2 separate regions of the Mus musculus genome follow, and region 2 is linked to region 1. Evidence: chromatin loops called from intact Hi-C (ENCODE). Cell type or tissue: heart. All regions are shown on one strand. Links, peaks and the distances in the headings refer to the core of each region. The heading gives the core; the rest is flanking DNA. Region 1 overlaps Daam1 (dishevelled associated activator of morphogenesis 1). Region 2 holds the start of Gm40440 (a long non-coding RNA gene).

Evidence for each region. Hi-C counts contacts between places; a loop is a spot of excess contacts. Peaks named below come from ENCODE experiments on the same cell type or tissue, not always from the same donor. Only the 100,000 strongest peaks of a DNase experiment are listed, where the experiment ranks them.
Region 2: it touches region 1 in a loop (2.0-fold over the local background); 4 of 42 quality-filtered maps call a loop at or near these places.

Annotation. Positions count from the first base shown.
Region 1 is chr12:71,971,296-71,987,493 of GRCm38, forward strand. It overlaps Daam1 (dishevelled associated activator of morphogenesis 1), which reads left to right. Exons shown (of 26, transcript NM_026102.3): 19 at 3,895-4,001; 20 at 5,501-5,589; 21 at 6,348-6,516; 22 at 9,459-9,566; 23 at 11,398-11,458; 24 at 14,388-14,519. Among named protein-coding and RNA genes, the nearest start is that of Gm40440, 61 kb to the right of the region's middle. In heart, for the core only: CTCF peaks have their summits at 10,019 and 10,639; DNase peaks (open chromatin) are centred at 7,846, 8,996 and 10,166; H3K27ac peaks cover 5,868 bases.
Region 2 is chr12:72,028,584-72,044,781 of GRCm38, forward strand. It overlaps Gm40440 (a long non-coding RNA gene), which reads right to left and starts at 11,610. Exons shown (of 3, transcript XR_872816.2): 1 at 11,472-11,610. In heart, for the core only: no CTCF peak of the experiment used is centred there; no DNase peak of the experiment used is centred there; H3K27ac peaks cover 3,167 bases.

The DNA.
Region 1 (16,198 bases), core at 3,916-11,915:
ACTGCTTTAAAGGACTCTTATTCTCTCATTGTTCCTCAGAAAGATAGTTGAGAAGGAATGTCACAGGTTGTCAAATGTGGAGCAATAGCTCAGGGGTTAAGAGCACTTGATGCTCTTCTAGAGGACCCAAGTTCATTTCCAGTACCCATGTAGAGTGACCAAGTGCCTCACAATACCTGCAACTCCAGCTCAAGGAGATCCAACACCCTTATCTGGTGTGTAAAGGCATCCACGTCACATGCCAATCATGTGCTCTCTCTCCCTCCCCCACTGTCTCTCTTTCATAAATAAAAGTCAGATGAAATCCTAAAGCAAAGTCTACTAAGGGCCTGGGGTCGCCAGCTCAGACTCTGTCCCTCGGCTTCAGGGCAGTGCTGGTCTTAACAGCTCAAAAAACTCTGCTTGAGCCTGGCGGGAAGAAGTATTTCTCGGGAGTGCTGGAAATCTCACAAGCAGTCTGAGATCAAAAAATCACGCTGCAAACTATTAATTACTAAATTTGCATCTTGGCTCATCGTTTCCACAAGCACAAAAGCCACCATTAATTCCAGCACAGCCACCTGTTCTAAGCAGTCATACCTGTCCTATGGTAAGCGAGTTATTTTAGAGCTAAGTCATGCCTCTATTCATATGTGGCATCTTGTGTCTTAAATGGCAGTAAGTCACAACTTAGGGGCAGCCACATCAGTGTCCCTGAGTAGAAAACATATTAGCTCTGTCCAAGCAGCCAGGCTACAGTGTGACTTGTTCTGGAGTGTTTCTCCAGAGTGGAGCCACTCTGCCTGTATTATGTGTGTCTAAGCAGTGCATGTTCCAAAGCTTGTTATCTGTCTCTCACCCTGACCACTTAAGGCTTGAAGGTTTCTGAGCTTTGTGGTGACCGTCTCAAAGTGCTTTAAGGCTGGCTATTCTTCCTTCCACTCCCTCGTACTTGGGACAGTCTAAGTTTAGGTGATCAGGTTTAAGGTCTGTGCTTACCAGAGCCAGGTCCCCAGAAGATCAGTCGTGGGTAGCAGCAACCATGACTAAAGGCTGAACACGGCCACTGTGTGCTGAGTCAGCTCTGAAAGTATGGAAAGGGTTATCTCGTGTCCTGAGTGGCAAGGCCACCTTCTCATAGATTGCCCCTCTGTCTTTGTTTGATGGTGACAACAGACCCAGAGCAAGATAGACCTGCAGCTGGACTTGTCCTGGGTGAAAACCTCACAATTCCAGTAGAACAACTTATCAAGCTGCCATTTAAACATTCGATTTAATTTTCAAAATGTTAATGATGTTTTTCTTCGAGTCTGCCATGGCTCTCTGTGGATGCACGGTTTCAAGTGTTCTCCCGTGCAGGGCTGTGTCCCGATCCCCGTTCTTCTTTCCCTCGCTGTACAGCTTGCTTCCCCAGCTTCAAGGTGGCCCCGCCTTCCAGTCACTACTAGAAGTGATGAACTGTGTGCAGAGCTGCCTCTGTCTACAAGGTCATATACTTAAAATTCTACAGGGTCTGTTTACTGTGAAACTGCATCCAGCAAAATTCCTCCTTGAGGGGAAGGATCGCAAAGCCCTGCCAAAAGGGCTTGCAGTGCAAATAAGACACACTCCAAATAAACAAGGGAGAAAATCTGTCCACTGATGCAGCATCTGGCCAAGGACATTTTTGACCTGGTCTCTCCTGATAATTCTGTGAGCTTCTTGCTCTCTGCTCAGCTCCCACGCTCTCTTTCCCCTTTCCTTCCTCACTGTAATGTCCCTCTGCCTGGTGTTCTTCCACATACCTCTTTTCAGGACACGTATCTGCCCCAGCATCCCCTGACCCCTGTGTGGAGCCCACATGAGGGCCACGTGCAGTCCATGCTGTCTGTTGCTGGTGACGGCAGGGCTAAGGGTGTGGCTGAAGTCAGTGAGCCGCTCTTCCCCAGAGCCCACCTTTTCTGTTCCTAGGTGCTTTCCTAGCTACATCCCTCTGGAAAGCCATCCGAATGCAGCAGGACGCAGCAGGTTACTTGCCTCTGCTTTCAGGGGGTGGGGTGGTGGTGTGGCTCACATGCCTCTTCCTATGCTCTTGGAAGTCACAGAAGACACACAGTGGTGGTATTTTCCTGATCACAGACCAGCTATAGTCCTGGCAAACCGAGGAAAGATGTCTGATATTAGAAGGGGGTTTCCTACCTTAGAAGATAAAACTTCAAAGTAAAGTGGAGAGGAACACCCTTCATCTTGCTCTCTTCTCCTTGCCTTACAACATTCCCTATGTAAGAAGCATGAAACTACATGTCCGGTTCAGTGTCACCATTTGGATCTGGGAACAGAAGTGTCTAGCAGTCAGCACACCCGGCCAGCAGGCCATGCACCACTCCTTGGCACTTGCTCTCATTGCGCCTCCTTTCCACCCCCTGGGGCAAGGGAGCTGGCTTTGCTAATGCCCTGGTGAAGCCATTCCTTTTGTCGGGAGCCCATCTGGGCTGGCTGCTCCGCCCCTCAGCCTCAGTCTGGCCCTCTCAGCTCTCAGCTGGCCAAGTGTCAGTCTTCGGTGGGTGCACACACACGGTGTCCCTGCCTTCTCTGCTCCTGGCACAGTCGGAGTTTGTGGAAGCCAGTCCTTATCCTCCTCCTGCTCACTCATCAGCCCACTGTCATCTGTCGTCTTCGCCTCCTTAAAGCTGGGACTGCTGAGGGCATTCACAGCCTCCCTGTTGCCCAAGCCAGAAGACTCTTGGTGGGTCTTCTCTTTTTTGGTGTCTTGTTGATGTCTGACATCAATGACCACTTACTCCATAGTGAAGAGTTCTCACCTTGGCCCTGTGATGCTACACAGGCTTCTCCAACTTAACCTCTAGTGCCACCTTTATGGGCTCCTCCTCCTCCCATCCCCGTCCCCATCCCCATCCCTGAGTGCTGGTTTTCTCCAGCCTTGAACATATTCACTGAGCACCACCTCCCAGTGATGCCTTCTCTGTAGTTCCAGTTCTCTCTCTCTCTCTCTCTCTCTCTCTCTCTCTCTCTCTCTCTCTCTCTCTCTCTCTCCCTCTCTCTCCCTCTCTCTCCCTCTCTCCCTCTCTCTCTCTCTCTCTCTCTCTGGTGGCTCCCAACCAGCTGCCTTTTAAAAATTCCAACAAACATCTGAAAATCTATCAGAGGAGGAACTCAAGTTATGGGGAAGGTCTCATTTCAATTTGGAGGAGGGAAAAAGCATGGGATCTAGAAAATAGCAGGCATACCCAGCCCTCTACAAACACAAATGCACACAAATGTGTGCACTCAGGATGGCAGCCAGACACATAGGAAGTAGCTTTGTCAACTTTCAGTATCATTTCTTCATTTCTCATTCTCACCCTCCAAAATAAGATATGCAGAAAAGGTAAACTCTTCCCAGTGTTTCTCTCACTGAACTCTACATGGAGCGATAAGGAAGATGGGATTAGAGAAGCAGAAGAGGTAAGCAAGGAGAATGAAAAGCACAAGTGTAATTATCCATTCCACCGTTATGCAATACAAAAATGGATAGAAGTCTGGGAGCCAGAGAGACCAAGGTTCTGTTCCTGACAGTTAGGCACACTCGCTCGGCAATGCAGGCTGAGGTACTGAGTCTCTGGAAGGAACTCAGTTTTATGCCCTTCTAACGACAGGGTTTACTTTCTATGGTCCTGCTAAGGCATTGCACAAAGTAGATCCTGGTGGAAATTGGTAACAGTTCTTACTTGAAAGGTGCTGGAGAATAGAAAAAGATTCTCAGCCAATTTAAAACTGCTATCAAGTCAACATATAAATAGCTGTTCCTTATGCCTTGCTTGCCAGTTAGCAGAGCTTATAACTTAAGAAAAAATTAAAATTTCATGTTAGCTGAAAGGATTAAAACCTACTATAGTGATTTTTAACCTCCTGCTTTATTCACACATGCACTTCCAGCTTTTGAAATTCGTTCCTGAGAAAAGCGACATCGACCTGCTAGAGGAACACAAGCATGAGCTGGATCGGATGGCCAAGGCTGACCGCTTCCTGTTTGAGATGAGCAGGTGAGCTGGAAGACACGGGAGTGAAGCTCCCCTTTGCCTTAGTAAGGGCGTCGCTAAACCTCACTCAAACAGCTTGGGCCAGTCCCCTGTCTGGCAGCATGTTTTAGTGGTAAAATCTTCCCAGAGATGATCTGTGTAGAATGTGTTCACTTGTGGAGCACTTCTTGTCCCAGTAAGCCATTGTCCAAGCATCCTCACGGCTGTCCTTGTGGGCCTCAGGGCCCCTGGGCTCTGGCCTTATTGTGCTAAAATGTTCCAATCATAGTCACTCTCACCAACACTTTGATGTCTTGGGATAGTATCTCAGCATCTAATACCTTGACATCTCAGGTGTGTTATAAATTAGAGGGAAATGATATGTTTGTTGAAAACTCAGAGGGAGTGAATAAGACATAGGCAGACATCACTAATCAGTCATGACAGTCTTCCCATGGAGCCTCAGCAAGCTTTCTGAACCCTTTTCCAGAACTGCCCTGGGGCAGCCACTGCTCTGTAATTGGGTTTGGCATGTGAGCTTAGTCTCTTTGCCATTCCAGGTCGAGTGAACTGATTCCATACTAGAAAAGGACCAGTAGCCCCTGGGACAGAGCCCTCTCTCTCAGTGCCATGAGCCTGCAGATACTGCCAAGGGGAGTCTGTCCCTCATGCTCCATTCCTGCTGTGGCCAGATTTAGTTATGTGTCATTCCCTAACAACTAGCCATTTTGGAGACTACTGCTGAACAAAGGAAAACTTTGGGACTTCGAAGCTACGCCCTGCAGCCCTCAGTGTAGACAAGCTGGTGACCACCAGCTTCCCAAGCATGCCCAGATCTTTACAAGTGCTTTCTGATGGAACCCTTATAGCAGCCCTGCCTGTAGGGACTTCCAGAAGAGAAGTATGGTTTTCATCTACCCACGGGGGCAAGGAATCCCAGAGGAATCTCACTCAAGGCCACCTAATAAGAGGCATAGCTGGGCTGCAAGCCTAGGACTGTTTGGGCTTACAGGATGGTATTAGAAAGGGGGCTGATCCCGGGACCGACCTTCTGTGATGAGCAGGTTAAGCTTCATGGGAAGGCACACTGCAGCAGCTCCCACCCTAACTAACGAGCAGCAAGGACCTTGGAGCTTCGCTGCAGAGCCGAGGCCAGCAGGTCCCTGGCTCCTCTAGGAGCTCTCTGGAAGGCTAAGTTCGCTTGCCTTCAGGAGCCTAGCTGAATGAGCTGCTTGCAAAGCAAAAAGGGTTGGGAATGAGTATGAGGGCTGTGTGACAGAGACAAGTCTTTGTAGCCTTGCCAAAGGCCAGACTGAAAAGGGAAGAGACTCGAGAGAAGTGAGGGAAGTGGAGAGTCTATCTACATTTTGATTCCTTTCATCTCTTCTGTTTTCACAAGAGCTGTTGGTACGTGAGGGGAGTTTGAAATGAAGGGCCCCAGGCAATCACCCAAATACCCCATGCTGATTTGAGAGAAATGAGCTCTCCTTCTGAGTGCTGATCAACCCACCTTGCTCTTACAGAATTAATCATTACCAGCAAAGACTGCAATCACTGTACTTCAAAAAGAAGTTTGCAGAGCGTGTGGCAGAAGTGAAGCCCAAAGTAGAAGGTAAGGTCAAACCACTTAGCAGGAGATATTGGCTGTCTCAAGTGCCCAAAGTAAACAACTGCTTCTTTTGAAATTCCAATGGATGGTCATATAAGGTCTGTGTCTTACATACCCTGGCCTGGCCTGGGCTCTGGAGCTCCTGCAAATGGCCTGAGCTTCTCCCAGGGACTGGGGTTTTGACCACATGAGCATGGCTAAGGAATGAATTTGCCACTCCTAGCATTGAACCTATAATTAGCATTCTCATTGCCGTGCCTTCCTAGGATTTCCTCAGGGCGGAGTGTAGGTTTCCTAAGTGTGCTGTGTTTATGTTCGGGATGTGGATGATACTAAAGATCAGTTACAGAGTGTACAGTGGAGTCAGGGTCGGAGTTCCAGTCCCTGATGTAATACCTACAAGCCATCCATGACACACGGCCAGTTAGTTCACTGCCAGCAGAACTCATTCACTGATCTGAGCCACAAGAGGCAATGGAAACAGACTTGCTCTGCTGTCCTGTCCTGTTCCTAAGTGCTTCAGGTTGGCGAGTCAGTCCTGAGAAGGGCTGAGAATGGAGAGGAACTTTTCCATTCTCTGTGGAACCTCCTTCCATGGTAGCTGTTAACTGTGCTTCTAATTTGCATGTCTTGAAAGTGCTTGGTCACAGTCTAGTGACCCACTCTTACACCCCGAATGCCTGTTAAGATGTGTTGCTCTAGGACAGGGTAACTGAAAGCCTTGGCCGTAACTGGTGTGTTTTGGGCATCTTGCTTTGAAGCGATTCGCTCTGGCTCTGAGGAGGTGTTCAGGAGCCGCGCCCTCAAGCAGCTCCTGGAGGTGGTCTTGGCTTTTGGAAATTATATGAATAAAGGACAAAGAGGCAATGCATATGGATTCAAGATCTCCAGCCTCAACAAGATAGCGGATACCAAATCCAGTATTGACAAGTAAGTGTGTGCCCCTCCAGCATTTGGCGCACCAAGGTGCTTTTATAGACCGTGAACTGCCCACCTAGACCCTGCAGCCTCGGGCTTCCTGACCATGCTCCTGAACCTCCATTCCTTCCCATTCCTCTCACAAACAGACGCAACCCTCCAGCTCCCTGGGACCCTTCATCTACTTTCTCTGCATAGGGACGCTGTCTATTCCAGTGGTTCGCAGCCTTCCTAATGCTGCAACCCCTTCATATGGTTCCTCCTCTTATGGTGACCCCCAGTCATAAAATTATTTTGTTGCTACTTCATAACTGTAATTTTCTAGTTATGAATTGTAATATAAATATCTGATATCTGACGGGGGGAGTCAGGAACCACAGATAAGAACCACCGATCTATTCCAAGGTAAATAAATAAATAAATACTCACTCACTCACTCACTCACTCACTCACTCACTCACTCATGGGGCTGGTGTGGTACCTCAATGGGTAAAGGTGATTTCCCCAAGACTGAGGGCCTGACTCACACAAGTTGTCCTCTGACCCAAACATACATGCCATTTCATGTGTGTGCATGCACATACACACAAAATTTAAGTAAATAAATAAATGTAAAAAAATTTAAACTTTTAGTATAACATGCTAAAAAGCCACTCACTGATGGACCTCTATCCAGCCAAAACCAAGTCATAGCCCTCCCAGCTCTGAGTGTCTCATGACCTCTCTAGTCTCTGCCCCTCCACAGAGAACTGTGTTTCAGAAAAAGGAGAAACCGGGCATCCTGGGAATGTCTCAGTCTTGTGAATGCAGTTGCCTTCAGCTGCACACCCCAAGGCTCTTTAAGTTGTGTCCTAGGATGTGCACAGCCTCACAGTTGAGGTAAACTGTCTGGTTAGAAGCGCTAAGATGCCAGCCCCTGTGTCCTGAGCAGGTAGGGTCATCACGCACATTAACACGTGTTTGTCCAAGAGCTTTGTTTCTCTGAGGCGCTCACTGGCTTCAAAGGACCTCGCACAATCCTTCCTGAGGTAAAGCTGCTCAGAGCCAAATCCCTTTAGCATGACGGACTGTCCGCCCCAATTACTCCTCACTAATGAGACTTCTTACCCTATGTTCCCTATAGGGTTACTGAAGCATAGTGCATAGCAGCCATAGTGTGTAGCAGCTCTCGGTCTGAGAAAAGAAGTAAGCCATGTGTTAAGCTGTTATTTTCACATCACAGAGACAGTGCTGTTGTCCTTTCCTTAGCGGGAGCCCCAGTGCTTTTTGGAGCACTTTCACATTTGATTGTCACAATAGCTTGTCAGTGGCCAGGCCAAGTTCCTTACCACATGTTGTCAGATAAGAAAGCCAAGGCAATGCCAAGTAGCGGTTTTGCTGCTCCACCCCCAAGCCTGGGGGAGGATTTAACCCCTGATCTGCAGGTCAGTCCACAGTGCTGCTCTTTGCCCACAGGTGGGTCTTGTTTGCAGGCTGTTAGAGGGACCTGCAGCCTCTTATTTGCATATAAAGAACAGCCGTCTTTGAAAGGACACCATCTCTTGCAACTTCTCCCTGTGCATGCACAGGCAAAGTCAGTATCCACCCATCCCCCACTTTCTGATAATTTGGTTCTTACAGGGTGTCTGCTTAGTAAAGTGACTACAGAATTTATATGAACAAGTTTTCTCAAAAGAATAAATAAAAATTATTATCAGCCAGGCAGTGGTGGTGCACGCCTTTAATCCCAGCACTTGGGAGGCAGAGGCAGGCGGATTTCTGAGTTCGAGGCCAGCCTGGTCTACAAAGTGAGTTCCAGGACAGCCAGGGAGGGCTACACAGTTTCTCTGTGGGAATTTCTCTAGATTAAAAAAGCATCTCTCTAAAATAATGAAGAGAATAGCATTATTGTGATAGTTACCAGTGTTTTGTTTCCACCTTTAGAGGAGAGGCTCAGGGCAGAGAGATAGGTTCTATAAGCAGTGGTAATACTTCAATAATAAGATGTAGCAAGCTCACAGAAGCCTGAGAGGCCAGGAGTACTGGCCACTGTTTTGTTTTAATGGAAGATGTTTCCTAATTACTGGTAGGAACAAAAATAAAGAAAAACCTATTTGAACCCTTGCCATGAGAGCAGGAGTGTTGTCTGGGTAAAGCCACAGAACACTGCAAATGCTTTACATTGTTATGGGAAAACATTGTTAGGCAACCCTGATGCCCTTTGGTATAGGTGGGCTGGGGCATAGTGGCTTAGCCCTGTAAATTAGCAAACTGCCTAAATTATGGAAATGTTACTACAAATGTATTTGTATACTTCTAACTAGGACAGCTTTGATAGATGAGTGGTTCTTTGTCTAAGCTAGACTAACCAGAGAATTTTAACAACTATCCATGCCTGGCCCCACCTCATCCCAGTTAAATGGATCTCTGGTATTGGCCCAGGCATCTGGAGTCCAGGTGACTATGATGTGCAGTAGAATTGGTGACCACGGGACCAGACTAGCACAGCTTTGCCTGATAGCGTTATCAGACACCCCCTTCCCTATCCAGGTCAGTCAAGGTTCGATCCTGTCATCACCAGACAGGAAAATGGCGCCAACAGCTGTTATAACTACCGAGGGTCATGCAGTTAAGAGCTGAAGAACTGCTAAAATTAGAAGTGATTTCACAGCTGCAGGGACATTGTGTATGTAACGGCACAGTCATGGTACACTTCCAGCATCAGCTCTGAAATGGGGGCTTTTCATCCAACCACCCTTTGCATGAAACCTTAAGTGGGCATCACCAATAACCACAACATCGAGTTGTTCTAGACTTGCAAAATACTTTTAGGCTTCTAAACAGCTGCTGTCCTTAATGGGTGCAACAACTGTTCTCATGCCACGCTACCAGTTCTTGGTGTATGTTGGGTCTTGCCCCGTGAATAGATAAACCATATTAATCACTTTTCATGTTCTCCTTTTCTTTAATCGTAGGAACATTACTCTTTTGCACTATCTAATAACTATTGTGGAGAATAAGTACCCCAAAGTCCTCAACCTAAGCGAAGAGTTGCGGGATATTCCTCAAGCAGCGAAAGTAAAGTAAGTACGGCCAGCCCTGCTCTGCCAGCTAGACTGCAGAGCAGCAGGCACTTCGCTGGCACCGCATTGAAGTGCAAATGCGCGAAGTGGTTTGAATCACAGCCAAACGTGTTAGAGAATATATATTTGTTCTAGGTCCTTTGGAATACTCACTGCCCCATGTGTAAAATCTGATTTGTTTTTAAGGGTATAAGCATCAGCGAGGCTTTTTGGCTTCTCTGACTCAGAAAACAAAGGCAGGACTGCAAGTTCAATTCCTGCTTGGGCTACAAAGCATGGTCAAGGCTGGCCTGGACAACCTAGTGAGACTGTCTCAACAAAAAGTAAATGGAAGGCCAGGGGTGCTGCCGAGTGGCAGAGCACCTGGCTGCATGTGAGGCCATATAGTTAGCCTCAGCAGAGCTTCTGAAGAGCAGCTCTTCTGTACACAGGTAGCTCTGAGTCAAAGGGGGACGCAAGGTGAAGCAAATGGAAGGCCTCCATGTGAGGGAGCCAGTCAGTCATTTCTACAGATACGCACACCCTTTGGAACCAAGCAGCCGGTTAATGGGAAGCAGTCGTTATGCAAATCAAGAACCTAAAAATAAAATGGGAAGTTGCCAAACTTTCCCCACAAATCCCGTGCTGTTTCAGAGATGGAAACAGGCAGCTTTCCACGCTCTCCGCCCTCCACCCCTCCTTCTGACAGACATATATTTAAGCTGCGCCTTTTGCTGTGAATTGACAACCTAGAATAAGTGGCTTGTTTCTCCCTCTCCCTCTCCCTCTCCCTCTCCCTCTCCCTCTCCCTCTCCCTCTCCCTCTCCCTCTCCCTCTCCCTCTCCCTCTCCCTCTCCCTCTCCCTCCCTCCCTTGGTATAAGAAATAGAGTAGGTAACACAAGAAATGATCTATTTTTAAATGAACTATTGGCGGCAAGCTCTTTGATACGGTGGGGTTGTGAGAGTTGAGCTTTAATCTTTAGTGTTTAAAAGCCATGAAACAGAAAGCATGGAAGAAGCCCAGGAATCTTTCTCCACTAAAAACAAAAAAGGCAGCAAAGTGAAAAGTGTCCAGGACAGCTCTCAGCCACCGCCTGCTGACTGAGGCCACGAGCTGCTCCCACTGCTGTAGTCATGGTGAGCTGCAGGGTCCCAACTGAATGAGGTTCTAGGCGAGCCACCTTCTTAGAGAGCCAAACGCAGCACATGCTCATTTCTACATATAGCAACTTGCTGAAGCAGAGGCGCTCTGTGATTCAAACATAAAATATTTCTTTACTCATGGGAAACATTTTTCTTCTGCTATTTTTAACCTATAACATATACCTGCTGGCAGAGGGAAACAAAAAAATGTACAGAAAAATTAAAATTATACTCACATAAGTTACATTTTTTTAATGCTGTAGCTTTTGTGAAATCTGAGAATGAGAGGAATGTTTTCTTTCTATCACATTTAGTGTGTGTGTGTGTGTGTGTGTGTGTGTGTGTACATATGTGTGTGTGTGTACGTGTGTGTGTGTGTGTGTGTGTACATGTGTGTGTGTGTACATGTGTGTGTGTGTGTGTGTGTATACATGTGTGTACATGTGTGTACACACGCATGCTCCATAACAGCCTCTGGAAGTCACAACAACTGTTTTCTTCTATCGTTCTACCGTGTGGGTCCTTAGGAGTAACCTGGGGTTGTCAAGCTTGGAAGCAAGCACTCTCACCCATCTCACTGTCCCTGGAATATAGTTTATAAGCTAAGCATATGCCTGCCTCCAAGCACGCACTGACTCGAGCCAGTGTGTCTCTTACTTACTCCTGTAAGCTGCTTGCTGACTGCTAAGATGTCACTCTCTCCGACAGCATGACTGAGCTGGACAAGGAGATCAGCACCCTGAGGAGTGGCCTGAAAGCTGTAGAGACGGTGAGTACCTGCTTCCCACCATGACTGTCGGCCTCCTCACTACTTTGCTGGTGTGCAGACCTTGAGCACAGGAGCGCCTTTGGCATGTGCTCTGCCCAGGATAAACATGATTCCATAAGAGTGACCAGAAAGAAGCAGGCACAAGCTGTGCCCAGTATAGGAACTCAGTTTCATACAGCCAAGTGTCCTGAGAGGCTCCCTGCAGTGGGAGCTTGAAGTAGGTGAGGAGGGCCAACAATTCAACCCAGGAGGCAGGCCTTAGCATGAATGGACCAGGTGAGGCAACCTTCCATTTCCTTGTTCTGTTACCGTTTGATGTGACTCTCCACAGGCTGATGGAAACCCCTCTGCTACTTCTGAACTGGTCCTTTGGGAAGGGGAGTCTTCACCAAACACACACTTGGCCATAGCATATATACCATGTCCAAGGCTTTCTAGTGCTGCGATGGTGAGAGCAGCAGTTCCCTCAGCAGGACCCTGTCTAGATAAGCATGGTGGTGATCAAAGAGAGACGTGATGAAAGGGCTGGATTGAGGCTAGCCTGGAGGCGTGTGATTGGCTGGCACATCCTGGAGGAGGTGCTCCTACTGGAGGAGATGAACTCCAGTTATGGCTTAGGAGCAGGATGGTGTAGAAAGGTCCATGGGAGGGGGGCTGCCCAGGTAGAGAAGATAAAAGGGAACCACAGGAATGTGGAGAAGATAGGGAGGAGCCAGAAGAATGTAGCACAGCGGCGCTGGGACACGGCCACAGGAGTGTCTCCATGGATGCGGCTGCCAGGGAGTAAGTCCAGGGATGAGAACCACCACTCACGCCCCGCCCAGCTGGCTGTGTCTGCATTGGGTGAGGTTACTGATTCAGAAACAGTCTGAAACTTGCCCTTCCCTTAAATACCTCGCAGACAATTTATCACCAGATGCCAAGGTGCCCTCCTTTCTCCTCTTTGAATCACAAAACTATATCCTACACCCTGTTGAAGTCCTTGAAGACATAGTGCTAATAACATCTTAATCTTTTTTCCACTAAGATTCAGGAGCTTGTTTTTGAGGAGTTGGGGCCTGAGGGGGATACAGGAATTGTATTATGAATGCCTGGACATTTCTCCATGGAGTTTTAGAAGGCCCGGCCTGGCCAGGATGCTTGATAACCTGAGTGGTTACCTTCTCCTTCCCACGTAGACTTTCTTGAGACTCGATCAGCAGTTGTGCCATCCCTAAGCCAGGTGGTGCACACTCTTGAACCCTGTGTCTGAGTTAGAAGACCACCAGGTCAAGGTGGTCTTCCCGGGACTTGCAGTGGCTTTGCTTGCTAAAGCGTAGTTGTGCTCCCTCTCCTGGGTGGCGTCTACTGCATCATGTTCTTAATAGGAAAGGGGCCGCAGAAGCTGTCTAGGGTAGGGCTTCTTTTTGCTGTGGTTAACTCCGTGACCGAAAGCAGCTTAGGGAGGAGAGGGTTTACTTTAGTTACATTTCCATATCATAGCTCGTCATCAACAGGAGTCAGGGCAAGAACTCAAGACAGGAACTGCAACAGGAGCGAGGAACTGAAGCAGGGGCTGTGACAGAATGCTGCTTGCTGGCTCGGCCCTTCGTGGCTTGCTCAGCCTGCTTTTTTACACCACCCAGCACCACCTGCCCAAGGATCTCACAGCCCACAAAGAGCTGGGCCTTCCCATAGCAATCACTAGTCAAGACAATACCCTAAAGGCATGTCTGCTGCCAGTCTGGAGGGGGCCATCTTCTCATTTGTGATTCCTTCTTCCCAAATGACCCTAGCATGTATCAAGTTAACAAAATCACCAGCTAGGACAGAGCCCATCTCTGCCCCTGGCAGCTGAAATGTCAAGCTGTAACTGACATATTAGGAGGCCACAGAGCTTGACTCACCTGGATATTCATGTGTCCTAGTTGTGCTTTGTCCAAGTCAGTGATGCTGTGTGAAGTGTCAGAGATAAATCCAGATGCAGTGAGTGAGTGGCTAATGACATGCTTGCTGGCTCCACAGTTTGAGTTTCTGCTTCTGTCATTTCATTTAGTCTGCCATGAAGAACAGTATCAGCAGTAGACGAGTCAGAACCCAGAGACCTCGAGCACTCCACTCCTGCTGAACATTGTCTCTGCCAAAGCAGGTGCAGGAAAATCCTGTGAACCGAAGCCAGTCTGGTGGCACTTAGCATAGATATTGCTAGTACTGGGGCCAGAAGACTGAGCTCAAAGTCTGCTGTCACTGATCAACTCCTTGACTAGTATCTCCTCTAAGCTCCCTGTGTTTGTGCAGTGGGCATAACGATGCTGGGGAACTGTAGCTGTTAAGAATGTATGTTTCAAAATGGCTGGATTCCATGAAATTTGACTTCGGTCCTCTGTGTGGTTGTCACCATGGTAGCAGAGAACATGGGAAATGAACAGAAGATTCATTTTCCTACCTGCCTATCCAGCAAGACCTGTTATTGGTGTGGACAGGGGGAATGGAGGGGGGTGAGCCTGTTGCCGCGAGCTACAGTTGCAGCTCTGCTGACCTAGATACATACCATGGTTTAGGAAGTAAAGAGAATTGGTAGATGAGGAAGGAGAAAAAACAAAAACAGAAAAACTAAACAAAAGGAAGAAGAAAAATCAAAACACAGAACATCGACCAGCCTCACAAATACTTTGAATCCTGCTGTTTTGGTTCTGTTTACTTTGACCAAGTGTTCGTTTGTTTCAAAAGTCAGAGTGAGAAATCACGTTGGTTAAAATCTCAGAAAATTAAGTAGCTGTTTTCAGGTATGTCTGCACACATGGGCGTGGCCTTGGTGTGGAGAGGAAGGGTGGGGAAGGGAACTGACTCTAGAGCTTACTGATGATGCATTTGCTGTCTGAGCTCTTCACCTAGGTGAGAATAAGAGACAAGGTGTGCACATGTGAAACCTCTGCTTTCTGTGTTTCAGGAGCTGGAGTATCAGAAGTCTCAGCCCCCACAGCCTGGAGACAAGTTCGTGTCTGTTGTCAGCCAGTTCATCACCCTGGCTAGCTTCAGCTTCTCAGATGTTGAAGATCTTCTAGCAGAAGCTAAAGAGCTGGTAAATTTTCCTGTGCGCGCACTCGCATGGTTCTTCTGCCCTGAGTTTTTGTGTGGTGCTAAAGGACAGCAGTCCCTGGTCAGGAAATGCAGCAGCAGATGTTTCCCAGATCCAGTTGTTCTGTGCAACCGTTGTATTTTCATCTCCAGGGTAGCCCTGAGTGTCTAGCTGGCCTATGTTGCCTTTTGGTTAGCAAGACCTTGCAGGTTAGAGTGGTGACACCTTAGCCTTGGTTGCCACTGGATTGTTCATCTCTGGAAGCAGAGTAAGTGATGAGAGCTAGGAGCAGATAAGACCAAGGCCACATATATCTGTGTAGGATGTTTATCTCTAGGGGACAGAAGCTGGTATGCAGAGCAAATCAGCAGTGATGCGTTTCACTTCATAGCATCATTACAAAGGAACATTATTTTAGTAAGACACTTTGTTGTGATACTTTTCTATTTAAGATTTGTTTTCTTGTATGAGAAAGACTTTTGTTGGCTAATAACCAACACTTCTAAGCATGCTTTCTTGTTATATCTTCCCCTGGTAGCTTCTCACTATTCATAGAGTTGATATTAGGTACATTCCCCACCACAGAGTTCTATGCAGCCCATCTCCAAGTTTGATTTTTGTTGCTGTGCTAACTAAAATAACCAAGAGCAGCTTTGGGAAGAAAGAGTTTATTTGGCTTACATGCCCCAGTCAGTCCATCATGAGATCATGAGGGGAAGTCGGGGCAAGAGCTCAAGGCAGGAACTGAAGCAAAAGCCTTGGAAGAATGCTGCTTACGGGGCTTGCTCCCCATGGCTTGCTCAGCCCACTGCCCAAGGGTGGGCTGAGCTCTCCAACATCAATTAATCAAGAAAATGCCCCCACAGTCTTGCCCACAGGCCTGTCTGTCGTAGGAGGCCCTCAGCTGACGTTCCACTCTCCCCAGAGATGTCTAGCTTTGTATCAAGTGGATACTAACCAGCACAATCTTTCACCATACTCCTTTTACTGAAGTCTCTCCTTCAAACCTGATGAGTAGGCATCGTTTTCAGTGGTCAGGTTGAGTTATCTGGTGTGGATGATTGAGCTCAAGTTCGGAGGGTATGTTCACAACATCAGCTAACTTCAGTACTGCCTTCCAGCCTTACCAATAAACAAGGAGACACCATGTGCCACAGCACCACTATTAGGAATCCAACTATAACATACCACAGTGAGAACAAGACGAATTATAGCCATAGATGTGGTCCAATCCACCACCATGAGGTTCCTGTACATTGTTGTGTTTGTAAAAGAAGGGACCTCTGCCTACCTCATCATGGAGCTAAAACACAGAATCAGTGGGTTAACTTTTTTTTTAACATACATACAGAATACCCTGTGGTTTTATGTGTGGGAACATTAATCTGGCTTGAGGTTTCTTCAAATTTCTAAAACTAAAATATATATGACTTCATCGTCACTAGAATTCCTAGATAAAAAGATCATCATTGTGATGGTTTAAAGTGCATGAACTTGAATATTTGAGAAGCTCAGCTGTAGACTGTTTATTGCTGTTTTGTTCATACCAGAACCTTTAGAGATCAGCTTATAAAACCATGAATCAAGCTAGACTACTCTAATGTGGTGTGTGAAGAATGTTATGTTTTTCCCTAAAGAGTTCTGTTTTGTAATAGAATATTTCCAAATAAGTCAAACATCGA
Region 2 (16,198 bases), core at 5,548-13,547, 59 kb after region 1:
TCACACCATATTCATGGACAGGTTAGACACCCCATCTCATGGACAGGGTAGACACCCCATCTCATGGACAGGGTAGACACCCCATCTCATGGACAGGGTAGACACCCCATCTCATGGACAGGGTAGATACTCTATCTCATGGACAGGGTAGACACCCCATCTCATGGACAGGGTAGATACTCTATCTCATGGACAGGGTGAACACCCCATCTCATGGACAGGGTAGACACCCCATCTCATGGACAGGGTAGACACCCCATCTCATGGATAGGGCAGACACCCCATTACATGGATGTGGAGAGTTCTTGGTGCCATTTGTAGAAATTTGGCCCATACTTGTCAATGTGCTCAAGGAAGTAGGCTCAGATAAGAATATTTACATTTGGGCTAATACAAAGCTCCAGGTCAACTCAGCCAAGGAATGTGTGGAGTTCCTTTTATCTTGGTCATCCTGATAAGCCCTAGGAACAGTGGCCAGGGGGGTTGTTTATTGCCTTGTTTGTTTGTTTGTTTTTAACCTTGTTTGATTACTTTGTCTTTGATCTAAGAACTGACCCCATTCTATGCAAGTACCTAGAGTGATATAAAATCAGACTCGGAAAAAAATAAACCAGCTTTACCCTCAGAACTGGCTGGGGTAATGCAACATTGTTGTCTAATTGTCTTTTTTCTTTTTAATCCTTGCTCCCTCCCTGGAGAACCTGTTGCTGACTGAGCTGGCTTGGTCAAATGGACAGAGTAGATACTTCATTGTTGTGATCATAAAAAGAGAAAGAGCTATTAAGATATATTCTGGTGAGGTGTGGGGGAAGGTGTGCCTCCAATTTTTATTGATTTCTCCTCTCTCTCCTCTAACTCCCATTGTCCTTCCGTTACAGGAGCCTCAGAAAAGGCCAAGCAGCATATCAGAAGCATGGTCTACAGGCTCCAGCTCCAACATCAGAAAGCAATCATGGAGTGTGAATTTGGAGAAATCAATAAAAATTGGCTGAACCCCATAGCCTTGAATACCACTGAATGACTCAGAAACCTATATCCTGAGCCTAAGTGTCTCTCTAGCCCCAGCCCTGTTTAACTCGGCTTCTGTCCGAGCAATCATTTGGGTGCCTCGTTTTGACATCAAATGCAATACTTCCCAAGTCTCACTCCTCTCCTTCCCAGCCCCATCTCCTTCCTCCACTGTTGTCTCCTGAGGAGTGAAGGCCACTTTTGCATGTGTGCGAGTCACACCAATGTCGCCCTGTCTTAGTCAGGGTTTCTATTCCTGGACAAAATATCATGACCAAGAAGCAAGTTGGGGAGGAAAGGGTTTATTCAGCTTACACTTCCACACTGCTGTTCATCACCAAAGGAAGTCAGGACTGGAACTCAAGCAGGTCAGGAAGCAGGAGCTGATGCAGAGGCCATGGAGGGATGTTCTTTACTGGCTTGCTTTCCCTGGCTTGCTCAGCCTGCTCTCTTATAGAACCCAAGACTGCCAGCCCAGAGATGGTCCCACCCACAAGGGGCCTTTCCCCCTTGATCACTAATTGAGAAAATACCCCACAGCTGGATCTCATGGAGGCACTTCCCCAACTGAAGCTCCTTTCTTTGTGATAACCCCAGCCTGTGTCAAGTTGACACATAAAATCAGCCAGTACACACCCTGTCCTCATACCCTTGAGCCTTTACTTTCTACCTTGAGTCAGTCCTCCGGGTCTCCATCTACACAGGTCTCTTCTCACTGGAATGGAGACACCGTTTCTCAGTTACTCTCACCATCTTTTGTCTTCATTCTTTGCTTACCCCTGGTTCTAATTTTCTGCCAGTGATTCCATATAGAGGCAAAATACTCTTTCTGAATGACAAATGTTACTCACCTCCCGACTGCTGAACGTCCATTACTGGTTTCCCCTAAGCTTTGAAGTCACGTTCTCTTTGGCTTATACAGAAAGATCTCCAGTCTTAATTATGACCTCCAATTCTGCACTATCTCCTTCCCTAGTACAACCCAAACTCAATGCCCAAGGACACTGCTTAGCCTCCCTTCCTACTTTGCATATTCCCTCTGCACTTTACATATCTGCATATCCCATTCCCTTTCTGGATGAACCTTTACATTTCCTGTCTCTGACCCTTCTTCACCCAACTCCTTCCTGTCCTTCAAGATGGAGCAAAGGTTTTGACTCCCAGGAATATTCTCTCTGTCCCAGTCCTTCATCACCCTCCTTCAACCCCAATCTGTTAAGTCCTCACAAGACCCCAGAGCCATTTGTGGTGGACATCGTGGTGATGTCGCTGAGTGGTTAAGGGCAAGAGATCTAGAGCCAAACTGTCTGCTGAGTTTCTAGACTTCCCCTTATTGTCTGTGTGACCAGTCCACCCCTCACTTCTCACATGAGGTATGAGCTATATAACACAGTAATGTTTTCCTAGCAAGGTGCCATGATGATTAGATGAGATAATACATGCATGCAAAACTCAGGGATTTCTTTGTTGTTTTCAAAGTCCCTTCCTTGCTTCTCTGGGTCTTGGTGTGTGTTGATTATAAAACAGCAGAACACAGACTAACAGTGCTTTAAAACAACACCACTCCTCTGCCTCTGTACTCTTAGCTCTGTTGATTGTGGAAGGGCCAGGGTCAGATGAATACTAAAGCTGCCCTGATTCCATAATTCTTCGGAGATAGGCTCAAGCCTCATGTTTTCTTAGGCATGCGGACCCCTGCTTCCTCCAGAAGAGAGAACGCAGGCTTTGCCAGCCCCAGGCTAGAATGCTTTGCTTTGGAATGGTGTTCAAGTAAGTTGAGTGAGAATTCCTTTAACTTTTTCATGGGAAAGATGGAATTGGCCGGCACCCCACTTCTGCCTTCCAGTTTTGCTAGACTTCTGGCTGGGCCCATAAAGAAGACTCCAGCGATGCATGAACTGAGACAACCCAAGCCTTGTCCCTGTGGGCCAGTCAGCAGTAGCCTGGGCTGTACCTTAAGGTGAGTGCTTTTCCTACACATGTATTTATGCTTCTGAACCCAGGATCCAGGGGGAGCATAAAACATGCTACTCCAAGTGAGATGACTCCCTGCTAATTCTTCTTACCACACGTGGAGACGAAGGAAGCCAGCACACACATTCTCCAGAGAGCCTCTGACCACCAGGTATGAAGCCCCTCAATCATCACTATTGAGACAGCAATATCTAGGGAAGGCGTGTGTGCAAAATGAAGACTTGCGCCTACTTTGCTTTTTTTCCCTACCGGACCTATCTTTGACTTTTCACAGATTTCCCAGCAGAAAAATGAGGGTGGATGATAACATAGGAGAAAAATGTCCCCCTGTGGCCAGCCTATGCTTCTCCAGAGAGTGACTATTTGCACGCGCCAAGGCAGCTGGGAGTCCCAGTTGCCTTGTGACACTGGTGGGAAGCTTTCGCTGCCCCCTGGGAGCTGGGGGGCAGTGACCTCCATCTCTCAGACCTCTGGCAGGATATAGCTCACGCTGGTTCATGTCCTGTTGCAGGCTGTCACCTCAGATGGCCTCACTCTAGCAAGCTGAACTACTAAGCAAGTTAGCAACAGTCTGGCTACACACTCTTATGCCCCCTACCACCGTCAGGTGTGTCACCTCTCTGACAGTCCTTCCCTTATACCATGAGAGTTGCCAGGGAAAGTGTAATGGAGGTAACATTTTATAACATGATAATTATTGTAAACCTGGTTCCCAAAGCATCATTTCTTAAAAGATGAGTGGGCCTAAATATGGAGGAAAGAGCTGAAATACTGATAGTCTGCAGATGCAAGATTGACCTATGATCCCGAGAGAGAGAGAGAGAGAGAGAGAGAGAGAGAGAGAGAGAGAGAGAGAAAGAGCTTGTGTGCTAACACCCAACTTGCAAAGTCACAAAACTCAACAATTTGTGAGTCTTTTGCATGAATTTCTTACTGCCATTATCTCAAAAATATGTTATTCATACCCGAGATACTGCAACCAAATCTTGAGCCCCTGCTTGCTTTTGAATGCTTGCAGATTGCTATGCCTGTCTTGTGGAGGATATGATGGTTTGAATGAAAATGGCTTCCAAGGCTCAGCTGGTGGTCCCCAGTTAGTGAAACTATTTGGGAGGTGCACCCCTGGGGGCAGGCTTTGAGCTTTCACCCCAGAGTCTCTCTTTGCTGTTTACTTTCAGATCAAAATGTGAGCACTCACAGCTGTACCTTTTTTCTGCCTTCGCCTGGACTCGAACCCTCTGAAACAACAAGCCAATTAAACACTTGCTGTTATAAGTTTGCCTTGGTCAAGGTGTTTTATCACAGCAAAAGATAAATCAGCAGTAGCTAGAGAAAGTAACCAAGGAGCTAAAGGGATCTGCAACCCTATAGGTGGAACAATAATATGAACTAACCAGTCACACCCCACCCCACCCCCCAGCTCGTGTCTCTAGCTGCATATGTATCAGAAGATGGCCTAGTCGGCCATCAGTGGAAAGAGAGGCCCACTGGTCATGCAAACTTTATATGCCTCAGTACAGGGGAATGCCAGGGCCAAGAAGTGGGAGTGGGAGGGTGGGGGAGTGGGTGGGAGAGCATGTGGGGGACTTTTGGGATAGCATTGGAAATGTAACTGAAATAAATACCTAATTAAATAAAAAAAAAAAAGATAAATCAGCAGAAAGATAGTCAGCTACTGTGACAGAAACCTATTATGGACTATCAGTGAGAAATATTTGATCTACTTTTAAGTTAATGAAAGACAGTTTCTATTTTCAGAAATCAAGGATAATTTGTGTTATTCAATACAATAACGATACATTGATTTAATTAGTTGGCCTTGAAAATAGTTGTATTAAAATATATTGGTATATCTATTGCTAATTCTAAATATGTTTTGTCTGGAGTTGTGATGTATATACCTGTTTTCGCAAATGCCACTACAGACTAATGAACGCAAGATGGAGGAACAGAGTGGTGCATGCGCAGTGGAGAGAGGCGGAGCTATAGCTAAGACAGCAGTGGCAAGTGTGAGAGAAGGCTATTGTCAATGGAGGAACACGGCTTTGCTGAGTAGGGCGGGCAAGGCAGTCAGTGTGCAGCAGCCTGTGCAGCAGCCTGTGCAGGAGCTTGTGCAGACACAGACTCAGAATACACTACTCAATGATCTCCCTGGCTCTGAGCCAGGATAAGATGAAGACGGGTTCATTTTCTGGATTGGACATCCTTGAAAGACCTCCGTAGTCCATGCTGTCCCAGAGGCCATGTTGGTATCTGTGGTTTGTGCTGCTGCCCAAGGCCATGTTGAAGCTCGAGGTTCATGTGGATATCCGTGGTCTGCTTTGCCATTGGAGGCCAAGCTGATGTTGGAGGCTCGTGCTACCTGTGGAGGCCAGGTGACATCAGTAGTCTGTACTATTGCAGGAGGCCATGCTAGTGTCCGTGGTCCCTGCTGTTGCTGAGGCCATGTTGATGTTCATGGCCTGTGTTACCACTGAAGGCCTTGAAGATATCCAGGGTCTGTGCCGGTGTCTGACTCCATGTTGATGTCCATGGGCCATGGTGCTACGAAAGCTGTATAGATGTCCATGGCCTGTGCTCCCAAAGAAGACCATGCTGATGTCTGTCATCTGCGTTACTGCCATAGGTCATGTGGGTGTCTGAGGTCTATGCTGCTGCCTGAAGCCATATTGATGTCCATTGGCCATAACGTCTCTGAAGACCATTCTGGTGTCAATAGTCTGTGCCCCAGAAGCCATGTTGATGGCAAGAAAGCAACATTTGTAGTGATATCCATGACTGCATACTCGCAGTTGAAAAAGAGGGACATAAAAGGCTTTGGTGAAAACCCCTTAAACCAACCCCCAAAAGTAGCAACTTAGATAGGAAGCCATCAAAGAGAACGCTTAAATTTTTTGATAGGGATGCTGAAGTGTAGCTCTCCACAATTGATGGGTTCTGGAGAGGGTTTGGATGAGGCAGGACTCAGTTTTCTTTAGGGGGCTGGCCACCGGGAGTTTGACCATGTTCTAGTGAGTAGATGGGCAACACAAATTGAACTCACTTTTTTTCTTTGTGGAGAGGCCAGGGGGTAGGGTGCAGACACGGGGGCACTGGAAAGTGAGTGTGATCTGGCTGCATTATGTGAAATTTCCAGATAATCAATAAAAATATTATGTTAAAAAATAAAGAAAAGGGAAGAGGTGAGTGGGACTCCAAGATGCATTGTATGTATGTATGTAATTGTCAGCTAATAATAAAAAAAATTTTTAGAGAAAATTTTTTTCTTTTTTTAACAACTTTGAAATACTTTTTTTCTTTTTTATTAGATTTTTTTCTTTATTTACATTTCAAATGTTGTCCCCTTTCATAGTTTTCCCTTTGAAAATCCCCTATCCCCTCCCCCCTCCCCACTGCTCCCCAACCTACCCACTCCCGCTTCCTGGCCCTGGCATTCCCCTATACTGGGGCCTAGAGTCTTCACAGGACCAAGGGCCTCTCCTACTATTGATGACCGACTAGGCCATCCTCTGCTACATATGCAACTAGAGCCATGAGTCCCTCCGTGCGTTTTCTTTGATTGGTAGTTTAGTCCCAGGGAGCTCTAGGGGTACTGGTTAGTTCATATTGTTGTTCAAATTTTAAAAATGCTGGTAGATAGTTTTTTTAAAAAAGCGATTTCTTTAAAGCATTTTCCACACGTTTATAACTTTTAAAGAAGGAGAGTGTGTTCAAGTGAAGTCGCTCAGAAGCCCAGGCTGTAAAACGAGACCAGTGAGACAACTTTAACAAAGGCTACAGGACTCTCCTGGCTGCTGTGCCCACACAGTCATAACCCCAGAGGTGCACTGACAGAAATGGTTGAAGTAAGGAAAGACCAAGATGCCCATCACCATCAGGTACTGGGGAAATCAAAAATCCCTGCACACCGATCACCATGCCGGAAGTCAAAAAAGAAAGAGAAGTCCAAATGTTGGTAAGGGTTGACAGAAGCCAGATCTCTTGTGTCCTGATGAGGGAATGAATATAAAATACTGCAGCCATTCTGAAAACCAGGCTGGCAATTCCCAGGAACACCAAACATCGAACTGCTGTGAGTCACAGTTGTGCTTTTGGACATTCTCTCGGGGAACAACAACTTACACTTGAACAGAAAGTTATACCTGAATGTGGATGCGAGCCCCAACCCCCCCATGTACGAGCTTCCAATGAGAAATAGATGCCATTCAACAGAAGAATGATGCAATAAACTGTGGTATGTCCATGAGACAGAATACTACTCAGCTGCTATAAGGAGCCAGTTACTGATGCATGATGATGAGGAGTCGCTATAGAATTATGTTGTGCCTATAAGGCCAATGTCAAAAGGTTGCATCTGTTACATTGTTTGTGTAGCATTCTTTAAATAACAAATGGTAGAAAAAGAGAAAAGACTTGCAACCCTGGGGGCTGAGAGTTGGAGAGGGAAGAGGGCGTGGCTATGAGAACAAACTGGGAGTTTGTTGATGATAAAAATATTTTTTAAACTTGTGTATATTGGCACCACTATCATGGCTGTAATATTGTACTGCCATTCCATAAGATACTCCAATTGGGAAAAAAAAATCTATGCAAAGGCACATGGAAATGCTATTTCTTACAATTCCATGGACATTTATGATTTTGTAACACTCTTTAATCGTGAAAAGGCTCTGTCTACATCCTATGTTTCTGGCACCTCCATACAGCTATGCTGTGTGTGCCGTGAGCCCACGGTTTTACCGTTGGCACACTGGAAGGGCGTATCATTCCAGAGATAGCCAGTCTGTCTCCTCATGTAGGGGCACAGAGGTCTTTGTGCTCACAGATAAGCACTTGGGGAGCCTGGAATGCTAAGCTCTGGGGTCGTTCCTTCAAAGGAAGGCATGCAAGCCCTGCTCTCTGCCCAGCAGGCTGGGAGCAGACTTGTTTTCCAGCCTGGTGCTGTTTGCTTTGTGTGGCTTGAGACCAGCACTTGGCTCCTCCCCCAGACCTTATCATAAGCTTGTTTTTCTCAGTCAATCTATAGAACCTGTCATTATGGAAGGTGTTACACGTACTTTACGAGGAGTTTCAATGCAGTCACGTCTACTCATTATTTAGATTGCTTTGTTCTCAAAGAGATGTGTGTATGCTTCCTTGTGCATGCAAGGCCATTGCATTATCTTCAGAAATTAAAAAAAAAAATCCATCAAATCTGCTGTGCTTAAATATGCCTCAAATTGGCCATTTAGGGTCAGGCTCCTGAAGTTTGAACCAACACTGGCTGCTCACTCATGCTGAGCCAGACTGCCTTCCTGCATCCTTTAGATCATCTCTTTGCAGGCTTGTGAAGAAATGCCAAAGGCAAAGTCACCTTTCCTAAGGCCCAACTTCCTTCCAACTCAGTCAAAACACTCACTTGATTTGATATCACAAATCAACCCAGGTTCAGTGCTGGAATAGACCTGCTTTCCAAGGCCCTGCCTTCTTTAAGCTGGGTAGATATTCAGGTGAGAGGACAGCAAAACTAAGCAATAGATACAAAGACTAGCAGCAAGAGGCTGTTGGTTAACCAACATGTTGGCGTGTACCTCCTTAGTCTGTAAAACAGTTTAGGACATGACTTCTAAATATGTGTTGTTAACTGCGGTAAGCTGAACTAGGGGCCCCATCTGAATTCTGAAGAATGTGTGTGGTTCACGGGACTTTGCATGTGTGACTGAGTTAACTAGCTTGAGACAGGAAGAAGGTTCTGGATTTTCCAGATAGACCAGATGCAACCGTGAGGGTTTTTACGTAAGGGAAGAATGAGGTCAGAGAGAAGAGAAGGCAAGTTGATAATGAAAACAGAGGCCGTCAGGGAAGAAATGCTGGCTAGGTGGGAAAGCCAGAAGAGCCAAGGAATGGATGTACACGAGAAGCCTTCAGAAGGGGTCAGGCCTGTTTATCACCTAGGTTTTATTCTTACAGGATTCATTTTTGATTTATGACCTCCTAACCCACGGGAAGAGAGTTGGTGTGTGTTGCTGTAATGTCTAAAATCACTGTTTGTGATAGCCAGTTACATACAGCAGCAACAGGAAATTAGAGTCAGAGCATAAGAGGAGCATCCTTCCCCTCTGTTTGATTGTACCGGGGTATTAGTCTGATAGCTGGGGAGGTAGCTCAGTTATAGCGTGCTCATGTGGCGTGCACAAAGCCCCAGAAGCACAGAAACTAAGCATAGTGGTTCAAGTTTGTAACCCCAGCACTAGGTCCGCAGGAACCTAAGGATCAGAAGTTCAAGGGCATTCTTGGCTGCGTATTAGGTTCCAGGCCCAAGCAGAACACACACACACACACACACACACACACACACACACTGCATCATTGACTTGCCAAGGTAACACAGTGCCTTGTAGGTATGACTTTCCCATATACATTCAAAATGAAGATAGCCTACTTTCCTAAAAACCAATTCTTCCATTTTTCTATGACAGGGTATCATCTTAAGATTTATCCTCTTGACATTCTGAACAGGCAGGTCTCCACCCTAATGCCCACTGTCCTCCAATGTTTTCAAAGGTTATATCCAGCAATGCTGACAGAAGCTCCATGTCTGTTCATTGTCCTGGGATCAAATTCACCTGGATTTGGAAGTTTACACTCAGCTAAAGATGATGCAGATCCTGAAATATGTCCCTCCCTGACAATGGCCCAGCTATCATATAACCAGTGGCCAGAAGGGAATCTCCAGATCCCTTCAGATTCATGAGTGGGGTGGGGGTGGGGGCATTGCTGTTGTTACTGTTTGGGTTTTTTTTTTTTTTTTTCCCATTTCATGAAGTTGCCTGTACTGGACCATGTGCAGTGCCCAACAACACAAAGGGAATTTCAGAAACTGGAAGGCAATAACTTGCAATTGTGTAACATGATTATAAAAATAACCCTTCTGTTGGTTTTCCATGTCCAACTTGGATGTGATCATTTTCGTTTTATCTTACTACACTTTATTTTGGTATGTTTTGTTATCTCTTAGAAGCCCGTTCTTTTCTAATGAGAGACAGGGAGGGAGTGGATCTGGATGGGAGAGGAGAGGAGAAGAGGGAGGAACTGGAAGGAATAGAGAGAGGAGAGCCTGTCATCAGGATATATTGTCTGAATAAAGAATATTTCCAGTAAAAGGGGAAAGTAGTGATCTATTGGTTTGATATACTGGGCATCATTTTATTTTGGCACGAGGTGGCCTCTGTTTACTTCCTTACTGCTATTGAAAAGGAGAAATACCAAGGCAGGTCCTAGGATTTGTCTCAATTATGAAACCTGTTACTAGTTTCTGGGATGTTTGACCTTTTATCTAAAGAAGAATACAGAAAGCATTGTAGTATCTCTCTGATACCATTTCCCATCCCCTTGGTATAACTCAGGGTTGAGAGGTGGTGATTTCACTCCCAGATCCAGCAGTGCATTTAAATTTCCCACATGCATTGATTAGGGTAGACATGTGACTTCACATTGACCGGCAGGGTGAAATTCCAGACATTTGCCAAATGGTTGACAGCGGAAAAATTGTTGTCTCTCCTTTGTTGCTCTTGCTCCTATCTATTAGCTGAAACACAAGCCAGTCTGAAGATAATCCACCCATGGGAAAGGCTGAACTACAGCAAAGTGGGGGAGGGTTGGGGGGAGGAGGAGAAAAAGAAGAAGGAGGAGGAGGAAGAGGAGACTGCTGTAGAACAGGGTAGAATCTGAAATCCATACAACTATAGGATCAGCCTTTCTCAACTAAAGTTCTGCAGAGGGGAGCCCTAGCAGCCCTAAGCCACACTCTATACTCAGCAAGTGCCCTCTCATGCATGGTAGGTACCAGGTATTGTTCAAGAAAACAGTCATTCAAACCGCTGTCTCTGAAACTACCGTCTCTGCTCCATGCTCCACAAAAGGGACTCCAGTTGACAGAGGGACTGACAGTTTGACTTTCCCATTAGATAAATGAAGATCTCATCTTTATCGTCTAAGCTGTTTTTCTACTTCTTGCTTGTTGAAAGCATCCTAACTGATATGGAGACCAGCGTTCTTTCGGAGACACGTTTTTCTCTTGTACTTCATCAGTTGGCTAGACTGCAATTTCCTCACCACGGTGGGAAAATCTAGGTCAGCAGATGCAGACTCCCTGCAGGTTATCTGAGGAATCTGCGATCTGTTGATTTGCTTCTCAGGCATCCAAACTATGCTGGACAATGATAAGAGGGTTAATCCAGCAGAACGATTCAGCAATTATAAACAAATGTGCAACGATAGAGGCTGAAAACACATGGAGAAATGATCAAACCCAAGTGGGAAACAGAATTCAACAATCCAGAATGAATCATCACTATCTATATTTTACAGTTCTTACCACAGGAAGATTACGGTTGTATTAACATTCAAAAATACCAGTCATATTAGTAGAACCTGCTACAAAATATACAACAAATGCCTAGAATAACTATACTTTTGGATAAAAATCATAAGGAGTCAAGGGTACTTACACACGGTGAGGAAAGAAGTGTGCTAAACACTCAGTGCTGTCCTCACCTCAGGAAAACGGTGCGAACACACTAAGACTAGGAACAACACAAGGACGTCTTACTCCTGCTGCTTAAAGCACTACAAGCAGCACGCTGTAGTGAGGAGCCTGGAATTTCTGTTTCTTTTTACAAAAACACAGAAATACTATAAGAATGTGCTTTTGTTTTAATCCCAGGCGCAGGAATGTGGGGCTGCTTTGGACTGCTCACAGCAGCTGACTGTGATTTGCCTGCTGCTCTAGCAGAGGTGTGGTTTTGTCAGCTGCAGATTGTGTATTTGGAATTCTGGGAACTTTTCAGAGGGCATATAAAAGCTAAGGCCCTGAGAGAGTCATGGCTGGGGTTGGTGGTCATTCAGGGAGCTTGTCTGGGGTTTGTTAGTAGTTGGGCCCAAGAAAGAAACAAAAGGAAAGAAACTAGATTCACAGATCTCTATATTTCTCTCTCCTTCTATCCTTTTTCTCTCCTATCTAGTGATAGAGCATGAAACTAGTGGGATAAAGGGTAGGAAAAAGAAGAACCCACAAAGTAGCAAAGACCAGCTATAGCAAACACCGCATTTAGATATTAAAAACTAAATAAAAGGCACCCAGATCAGTGAGGATGAATTCCAACTATTTTTTTTTTTTTGGTTGTAGATAACATGATCATGATATTTATATATATACATACATACATATATATATATATATATATATACATATATATATATATATATATATATATATATATATATCCTGGATGTGGTAGCACACACCTTTAACATCTTTGATTCCAGCATTCTGGAGGCAAAGACATGAGTCTCTATGAGTTTGAGGCTAGTCTGGTCTAGATAGTTCCAGGCCAGCTAGGGCTGCATTGTAAGACTCTGCTTTAAAAACAAACAGGCTGCACATAGTGGCACACACCCTTAATCCCAGCCTCAGGAGACAGGGGCAGGGGGAATCTCTGTGAGTTAGAGGCCAGTCTGATCTACAAAGTCCAGGACAACTAGAGCTAGTCTACAGAAAAACCCCATCTCCCAGAAACAAACAAACGAACAACAAACCCACCAAAGAAATTCTCTTAGAAGTCACTCTCGGGGCTGGCAGATGACTTGGTGGTTGAGAACATTTGAAGTTCTTACAGAGGAGAGGAGTGTGGCTTTAGTCCTTGCTTGCATGGATCTGAAACCCCATTCTGTCTTCTCTAGATACCAGGCATGAGTGTGGCACAGAGGCGTACATGCAGATTCTCACCCAAACATGTAAAGTAAAACCCAATACATCCTCCTCTTAAAGTTGCTAGAACTAATAAAGCTTCTGCAAGCTTGCAGATAAAAAAAAAAAAAAAAAAAAAAAAAGGTCAGCATAGAGCTTGATTATATTGCCACGTACTGGCAACAAAACGTCAAAGCAAATTAAAGGTAACTCCATTTATAATGATATATATTTTAAAAAAAGAGCAAAATAATCAGGAGCAGATATAACTGAAAAACAATTTTAAACTTCTCTCTGAAAACTGTAAAACCTTGTTGAAACCAATGAAGAGACACCTGATAAAAAGGAGATGGGTTCACTGAGCAAGACTAGCGGCAAGATGGCAACAGACCTAAATTAATCTATAGAATCAATTAAAGCGCTATCACAATCTCACCAGAGAACAATGAGAGAGAGGGCAGCACCAGAAGTCCTCCAGACTCTGCAGCTCAGTTTTAAAACTTACTGTGGCACGATGGTAACCCAGCTTGGGAATGAAAAAGGAAGAAATATTCCCCTCGGTGGAACAGAGCCTATTGACAAACATACATAGCCATGACCAACTTGTTTCCAGCAAGGACCTCAAAAAGCACTAGATGAGAAAACAACCTCACAACCAGCTGTGAGGCCAGTTCTAGGGGCCCGGTGGCCTCTGCTGGGCTCTAGAGTCGCCTGCACGCATGGGATGCATGTGCAGACAAGCACTCATATACAGTAAAATAAATCTTTAAAGAAGAAAACTTAAGTCAAACCATCAAAAACATGAAGTTGAAAAATCAGCAAAGCTTAGGCTGTCTCAGGACTACAAAATTAATCTAAAAGTTCACAGGTGATAAATTTAAGACATGGCAGGGTAAAAGTTTATCATCGTTGATGATGCTTATTTTTATGAACCTTCAATGTTCTGAAAAGAACAAAAAGTAGTCTTTTTATTTAGCTAAGCACATATTAATTACTTAAAAAAGACACAGTCATAAAATTAAAGTAATTACCCAATATTATTCTGTTGCCAAATACAATGTTTGTTTTCATGAGGTTTGATACTTAACGTAATTATAACATGCTTTTTATGCAGATTTAAAAAATACTCATTAGGATACTTCCTTACGACACATTTCCTAGGAAAAACACACTGAAGCAGATTTCTCTGTACATAGGGGCTTGCTATAGAATAAAAATGAAGAGTATAGGAAGCCAGATTTGCTAAATTGAGATGAACTGTGACGACACTGTTAAAGGAAGACCTCAGCTACTCCCATTGGGAGCTGGGGTGGCCTTTGTGAGTGGCCCCAAATTATCTGTGTACCTTACACTGGCTAGTCATTGGATATGAGTTTCACATGGATGGTGGGCATACAGAAAGAATTTGACTCCAATGGGTGATGATTCCTGGAAAAGGGTTTGCTTGGCATTATCAAGAAGTAGCCATTGTGGCAGCTGGTGACATGAGTGTTGGTTCTGAAGGGTGTGTGTGGACAGAACATCACATCACTCACCACACTGTACCTCCTGCAGTACCTGATCCATTTGCTTTGTATCCACAGTCACACTGCAGGGTCTGGTAGACCCAGGGCTATAATCTCTACTGCTTAGGAAGTCCAGGAAGGAGGAACACAAGGCCAGCCTGGGCGAATTAGTGAGACCTGTCTCAAAAATTAAAAGTAAAACCAGGCCTGGGGATATAGATCAATGGGAAGGCCTAATATGGCCTTATGGTCAATCCTCATTACTGTGCACTTGAAACCATCTTGGAACAAAGCATCCTCTAGGCGGTGGTCTCTTACCGACAGAAATCTCCACAGTGGCAGACAATCTTAAGGCTGTAACATGTATCCTCCATCTCCCTTACTGCTCATTCTGGATGTTTCTTGTGCTTGCCAGGACTTGCATAAAGAATTTTTAAGTCTGTTTTTAAATCCTGGTCCCTTAATTCTCATTAATAACAACTCTGAGACTAATTAGTTATTATTAAATGACTAGGCCATAAGCTTTGGCTCATTTTCTGACTAGCTCATAACCTATTTAACCCATTTAAACTATGTGATGTCTATCATGTGGTTAGTTAGCTCTCCTTCAGTTCTGCTCACTTCTTTCTTAGCATCTCCTCCATCTCTCTGATGGTTTATGTTCCTCTTCTTGGTCTGTCTCCAAGCTTGTCTCTCTTATCTCTCTTTATCTCTTACTATTTCCCAGAATCCTCTCTCTTCCTGTTAGTTTCCCACCACCTATTTCCTACCTAAGCTCATTGGCCACCAGAATTTTTATTAACAGGTGATATTTATAAGAGTTTCTTTCTACAGGAATTCCCACTGGTCTAGGTGGTTTCTCCACAGGAACGACCCATTTCTTCATCACCACGCAGTCTAAACTCTCCTCGAGGACAAGATCTGCCCTTTGCTCTCAATGTTAGGCAGCCTAGTGCCAAGAGATGCTTCAACAGAGTCCACCTCTCTTCCTCTCCATTGTAGCATCAGTCCTGCCTCTTGAAGAGCCTGTGCTTGTTAGAAGAACAATCCAAAGCACAGGTATGCTCTGACTTTGGAGAAGCCAGCACCCTAGAGCCCGTATTCTGCATCCCTCCTGACTAGGGAAGAGGTTTCCTACTGTGATTATTGATATATTGTTGTATAGTGAACAAAGGCAATTCTTTCAAACTATACCCTCGAGATCTCTTCAACACAAAAACAATCAGAACATGGTAGGATCTTAGCAGTGTGAAGAACTTCTCCAGATGTGCCCCGCAAGGATGTTCTTGTCCATGTCAGCTATCTTATCTCTAGATGTAGTTGGTCTTACTGTTTCTCCCAAATATTATCTCTTAACAGATCAGAAGGAAGTGCAATTACCTTTTATCCATATACCAATTTCCCCATAGTTAGGGTGAATATCTCTTTAGGCGGAGTGCATCAGAAAAAGACATTTGAGGGTATAACACCCTTGTCTGTGCCATCGCTACGCTGGTTGTCAAAGATTTTGACTGTCACACTTACAGTTTGATAATTTAAAAAGTAAACAAAACTGATTAGCATTTTTGGCACCAAAGGCAAAGAATGAATCTGGAAGCTGCTCAGAAATCATTTGACAAAGCGTCTACCTCAAGTTCACCTCTGTTCCTAATTTAAGTGTTTTAGTGCATGTGAACATCTGATTTTTTAAAACACAGATGGACTGTCAGCTCATCCACTTCATGTTATATCCAGCATTCAATGCTTAATTTCACATGACTTTGTCTTACATCAATCCCAATCATCAACTTAAAACAAAAACCAGTCTTGACTCTGACTCCCGCCCCCTATATCCCTACATTTTTAAGCAAATTTTTATATAAATGAGCTGATTGGGTAAACTATATAGAAATGGACAAATAGCCTTTTATCAGCTCTTAAAACTATGTAGACATGCAGTAATGCAAAAAATATTAGCCAAATTATACAAGCCAAAGAACAAATA